2 separate regions of the Homo sapiens genome follow, and region 2 is linked to region 1. Evidence: read pairs that join two places in POLR2A ChIA-PET (ENCODE). Cell type or tissue: HepG2. All regions are shown on one strand. Each heading gives the region's core, and the rest is flanking DNA. Links, peaks and the distances in the headings are about the cores only.

Region 1 (2,596 bases), core at 1-2,500:
CTGGAGAAGCCCAGGGATCTCCATCCTCTGCCCTTGGGGGGATGGGGAGAAAATATCTCTATAGGGTGGAGGTTGGGGTAATAGGGCAGTCAGCAATTTCACTCTTTACTTCTCCATGTGTTCTAAATTTTCCACAATAATTATATATTACAGTTATGTTAAAGTGGGGAGGGAAGCATTAAAGACAAAAGCCAAAACACCTGCTCTAAGAATAACTGACTCTGGGCCGGGTGCAGTGGCTCATGCCTATAATCCCAGTACTTTGGGAGGCTGAGGTGGGCAGATCACCTGAGGTCAGGAGTTCGAGACCAGCCTGGCCAACATGGCGAAACCCTGTCTCTACTAAAAAATACAAAAATTAGCCAGGTGTGGTGGTGCACGCCTGTAATACCAGCTACTCAGGAGGCTGAAGCAGAATTGCTTGAATCCGGAAGGCGGAGGTTGCAGTGAGCCGAGATTGCACCACTGCACTCCAGCCTGGGTGACAGAGCAAGACTCCAACTCGAAAAGAAAAAAAAAAAAAAAAGAATGACTGACTCTGGGATGTGTTTCCTCACATGAAAGGTTCAGATGACCCTGGGAGCTCAAGATGGCACAATCTTTAATGTATCTGCAATTATGCAGGGTTGAAAGTTCCAAGTTTTAAGTCAAAGGCAATGAATTTATAATTTTGAGATTTCAATTTGAGAGCAGTTAGGTTTGTTCTGTGATCTTGAATCACTGATCTGGCCTTGGATATTCAGCCTTCTTTTCCCAAAAGGTGATCATTTGCTTTGGTGGTTCAAACACATTGCAGTGGGGTTATTTGGCTTTACAAATAATACACTACAAAATTCTAGCTGGGAAGGACACACACCAATTTAAAAGAGAGTAAACACCTGTGAAACGGGAGCGAGAAGAAGGGGGAAGGGGTTGGAGTAACAGGAGGTCTTCAGCAGAAGGTTTTTATTTTTAGTAAAGAAAGAGATGTTACAAATACCTGATGTGAATATGGAAAATATTAACGTTTATTAAATCTGGTAGAATACCACTTGCCCGTAATTCAAATGTTTCACGTTTTTATAATACGATGAAAACACACACACATACCCCACCACCAACAGGCCAAGGCAGGGCAATGCTTCTGGCATCTTAGAGAGGGTGTCTGAACCAGCACAGAGGCAGAGGAGAAAATCAAAGTTCAAAGTACTGCTCTGGTATGTAAACACTGAGGAAATTCTTGGCCTGAGAGTATACACAGCAATGTATTAACTTGTCTTCTGAAATTTGTTATTACAGGGAAGAAAAGTTTTTTTTAAAAAAAAACAATTAAGTGGAAGGGAAAATGAAAACTATCATTTATTTATTTAGAGAGGGCCTACTTGGTACCAGGCACCCTGCAAGAAGTTTTGGCTCTCAAATTATCTAATCTTAACAATGAAAAAGGGTGTTTTGACCCCTTTCTGTCCCAGATGAGGAAACCAAGCTTCCAAGGGGCAAAGCCACTGGCCCACAGCCTCAAGCAGTCAGGGGACTGTGAAGGGGGCAGGCTGGGCCCGGGGGCTGCCCCTGGATTTTTGGTACAGGCTGGGACCCAGGGTGAGAAGAGCTCACTGGAGCTTATCTTTCTTACCCTCACTGGGGGTCACCCTCTCTCCCCTACAAACCCACGTTTTGCCCCTCTCAGTGCTAGAACCCAGATTGCTGACCCCTGGCACAGAAAGGAACCTTCCAAACACAGCTCTTCCCGGCCATCTTCTCTCCTGTGGCTCCAAAACCAGGCCAGCTCTGTCCCTAGCACCTGCCCAGCTCCCAGGACAAAGCCCCCAGTGACACCCCTGCTTCCACTCTCCCAGCACAGGACCCCCTGGGTACATCTCCCCAGCAGGACCCTGGGGGCTGAAGGGCAGCCAGCTTCGGTTCCAATCCCAGCCCCACCCCTCAGTGGCTCATCAAACATTGCCTCTTTAAACCTCAGATTCCTTGTCTGCAGAAATCTCTCAGCATTCTGTCTCACCTCTGCCGTGAGTGTGAGGGGCAACAGCACACATAAAGCTCCCAGAGCAGGACCTGGCACAGAGTTGCACGATAATAGGTTATCATTGGCAGAATGATCCTTGACAACTCCGTGTAAACACAGTTCTTCTCGATCCTGGACTTCAGAGTCTTTGAGAGCCAGAGTCGCGCCTTTAGTAATTTCCCAACACCCACAGTATGTGGTAGCAGAGGAGGAGGAAAGAAAGCCCAAGGGGCTGGGATGGGTCAAGTGTTTGCCAAGGAAAGGGAGCTGGAGAAGCTGGAGGTAGGGTCGCTGTAAGCCCTTTAAGGCACCCCGAGCGTAAGACAACACTGAAGCAAGGACTGTGAACTCTCAGCAGTGGCTTTTCTTAGTGCTGCTTGCTCTCTCACACACACCACTGGGGAAATGACATCACAGGGCCTCACCTCAAATAGGTCAGGGGAAACAGCATTTCAAAAGGCCTTTCCTGCATCTCTCCGATGGCTGGATGGCATCTTAAAGGCCCCGTTCATCTGAGCTTAGGGAATCGCAGAAGAGCTCCTGCTGCAAATACCAAACACTGACACACATTCACCACTCATTAACCCCAGGCCAATT
Region 2 (3,025 bases), core at 526-3,025, 99 kb before region 1:
TCCAAGCATTTGTGGTTTACTTTGACAGCACACAAGTAAGACTTTGTTTTCTATGAAGGCTTGAATAAGAAATTATTGCATGCCTTCTTTTTTTCCCATTACATTTTGTCTGACTATCTCTTTTCTGTTTTTGTTTGTTTATATTTTTTGTTCCCTCTAGAAATCGGGCCTTGATAGTGTCTCCTCATGGCTTCCACTGGCAAAAGCATGGTTACCTGAGGTGATGATCTTGGTCTGCGATAGAGTGTCTGAAGATGGTAAGGCCTGTGGATGGGACAGTAGTTGGTACATGCATTTGCCATTCCTTGATAAACAGAGTACATCTGTTTCTTTAACTTAGGACATACATCCCATGTGACTTTATGGCTTTATGAAAATATTTTCAGCTATTTTTCTTTGGAATCTTGTAATACTTACTTTTTTTTTAAGAATGGATACTTCGGGGCTGAGAAGTCATTTTCTTTTTATTATTTTAGATGCCTTTAGAATAACATTGACATTAAGGGAAACACATTGAGATTTGTGAAGAATATTGCAGGAATAGTCATGTTTTATTTTCTTTTTACTTATGAAGATTCTTTTGCATATTATTTTAGGTATAAACCGACAAAAAGCTCAAGAATGGTGCATCAAACATGGCTTTGAATTGGTAGAACTTAGTCCAGAGGAGTTGCCTGAGGAGGATGGTAAGTGTTTATGTGTTAGGAGAAAATATGGCACTTAGATATGAGAGATTATTTTAATTCAGGGAAGAAGAATCACAGCAAAATTCAAGAAACTTTTTTCCCCAGCTGTTTCAAGGATTTAAGCAAAATCCATTGATGTAATCTTATAATCTTACACTTAGTGTAATAATTCATTTTTTTGGTTTTACCACCTGTTTTAGAACTTTTGAAAATGTGTGTTTTTCTTATGGATAAAGGTATAGGGCTGCTTTCTAAAATCTTTGTCATTTCCATAATCCTTTTTCCTTTCCCTACTGCTGAAGAAGGAGAGTTAGACCTTCGTAGTAGTTAAAGTTGATGTTTCTTATTTTGAATTCATAGTAACCTAAGGCTGAATTCCCAAGAATCGCAGGGGACATTTCAAATCCATTTGAATGTCTTTTGGACATTTGAAGCCAAAAGATAGACCCCAAATTTAATCCCCCACCTCCACCCCAGGTAGCTCTGCAATCGCTGTCCTCCGCTATTGCTGGACCTTCTATTTCTTCCCCTCTTCTACTCCCCTTCCCCATTTCTTTTCTCATCTTTTCTCCTTTGAAGTACACCTGTTTTGGTATCTACCAGGATAAGAGGGTTTTTGGTTCACCAAAACCTTATAATCTGGTACAAGAGATGAAACTTACAGATAATTGAATTACCAAGTGGAATGTCATAAGTATTATAGAAGAAATAGTAGTGCTGTGGTATTTTAGAGACCGGAGAGCTTATTTTTGTTTAAAAGTGCAGAGAACGTGTTGGCATTGTGACCTCTCACATGTCAGCTGCTCCATGGGGAAGAAGTTAGAAAAGGTCCTGGGCTTGTAGTGAGAGGACTGCTGGAGAGGTGGCATTGTGAATATGCCAGTTGTTCCAAAAGACATTCTGGGCAGGGGCAACCAACGTGAATTAAAGTACATAGATAAGACATAAGCAGTCATTTCAAGAAACTTGTATTTTTCTTCAAGGAATTAAGAAATATTTTTCTATATTCTGGTTTTATTTATAATTTTTCCAAAATGCTGTTACCTTTGAGAATAAAACCTGCTGGAGAAGAAGAGAACAAAACTGAAATAAAAACTCTGGTTTTTCTCCTTGCTCATTTTAAAGAGTGTTGAAAATTAGCATGTACATCTTTTTCTGTGTTTTTCTAGGTCCCTGAAACTTGTGCCCTGTTTTGTGTATGTGAGCCTGTGTGATTTCTGGCACTAGAATTTTCTCTTTCTCTTGTCCTTGGGAGTCAGTATTTGACTGTTATCATTTTGGAATCTCTGCTCCTTTATACTACTTTATTTCTCGTAGCCCTTTGTCTGAATAATGTTCTTGTATTCATTCAGCTTAATCTTAAAATGGGTTTTTTGATATGTCATCTTTAGGTAAGGTAATGAAAACCTTCCTAGACTTTTAAAATACAAATTATTCCTAAGCCATATTTCCTCATCTTTTACTTGCATGTATTATTCAAACATGAATATAGGACTTTATGCTAGTTTGTATTAATTTTCCTCTTACTGGTACTAGCTCTTCATTTCAGACCACATTTTTGGTTCCTGGTTATATCATCTAAAGTATTAGTTATTCTTTTGAGAATTAAGTCATTCACAATTAAGATAAACATGACTTTTAGGTCTTCATCCAGACATTGGTGGTGATAAACTTATCTTGGTAGAGTATTTTCTTTCTTTATTTTTATTTATTTATTTATTTATTTGAGACAGAGTCTCTCTCTGTTGCCCAGGCTGGAGTGCAGTGGCACGATCTCTGCTCACTGCAAGCTCCACCTCCTAGATTCACGCCATTCTCCTGCCTCAGCCTCCCAAGTAGCTGGGACTGCAGGCGCCCGCCACCACGCCTGGGTAATTTTTTTTTTTTTTTTTGTATTTTTAGTAGAGACGGTGTTTCACCATGTTAGCCAGGATGGTCTCAATCTCCTGACCTCGTGATCCACCTGCCTCGGCCTCCCAAAGTGCTGGGATTACAGGCATGAGCCACCGCGCCCAGCAGAGTATTTTCAATTTAATCACTATATTTCTGTTAGGTTGGCAGGTTGGTATTCTTTAAATGATTCATTGATCCATTAAACAGTTGCTGAGTGCCTGCTGTTTTTCAGGCACTGTGGTAGGCAATGGGCATATGAACTCAGTAAGACAAGATTCCTGCCGTCAAGGAGTTTTCAGTGTAGGGGGAAGGTTACATTAGTAAATCATCAATTGCAGTGCATCTTTCCTCTAGGAGAGATGTGCATAGAGTGGTATTGTTTCCACTTTCTGTGAGAATGGTGTAAGTGATTTGCCCTTGATCAAATAGCTAGTAAGTGGCAGAGC

The links. Peaks named below come from ENCODE experiments on the same cell type or tissue, not always from the same donor. Only the 100,000 strongest peaks of a DNase experiment are listed, where the experiment ranks them.
Region 2: POLR2A ChIA-PET joins it to region 1 with 5 read pairs; 8 of 35 experiments call an interaction of 5 or more read pairs at or near these places.

What each region holds. Positions count from the first base shown.
Region 1 is chr15:67,134,259-67,136,854 of GRCh38, reverse strand. The region is part of intron 1 of SMAD3 (SMAD family member 3); the gene reads right to left. Among named protein-coding and RNA genes, the nearest start is that of SMAD3-AS1, 11 kb to the left of the region's middle. RefSeq lists a cis regulatory region at 1,196-1,207 and an enhancer at 1,130-1,274. In HepG2, for the core only: no CTCF peak of the experiment used is centred there; a DNase peak (open chromatin) is centred at 1,174.
Region 2 is chr15:67,233,640-67,236,664 of GRCh38, reverse strand. AAGAB (alpha and gamma adaptin binding protein) reads left to right here. Exons shown (of 10, transcript NM_024666.5): 2 at 1-35; 3 at 161-257; 4 at 597-686. Among named protein-coding and RNA genes, the nearest start is that of AAGAB, 20 kb to the left of the region's middle. In HepG2, for the core only: no CTCF peak of the experiment used is centred there; no DNase peak of the experiment used is centred there.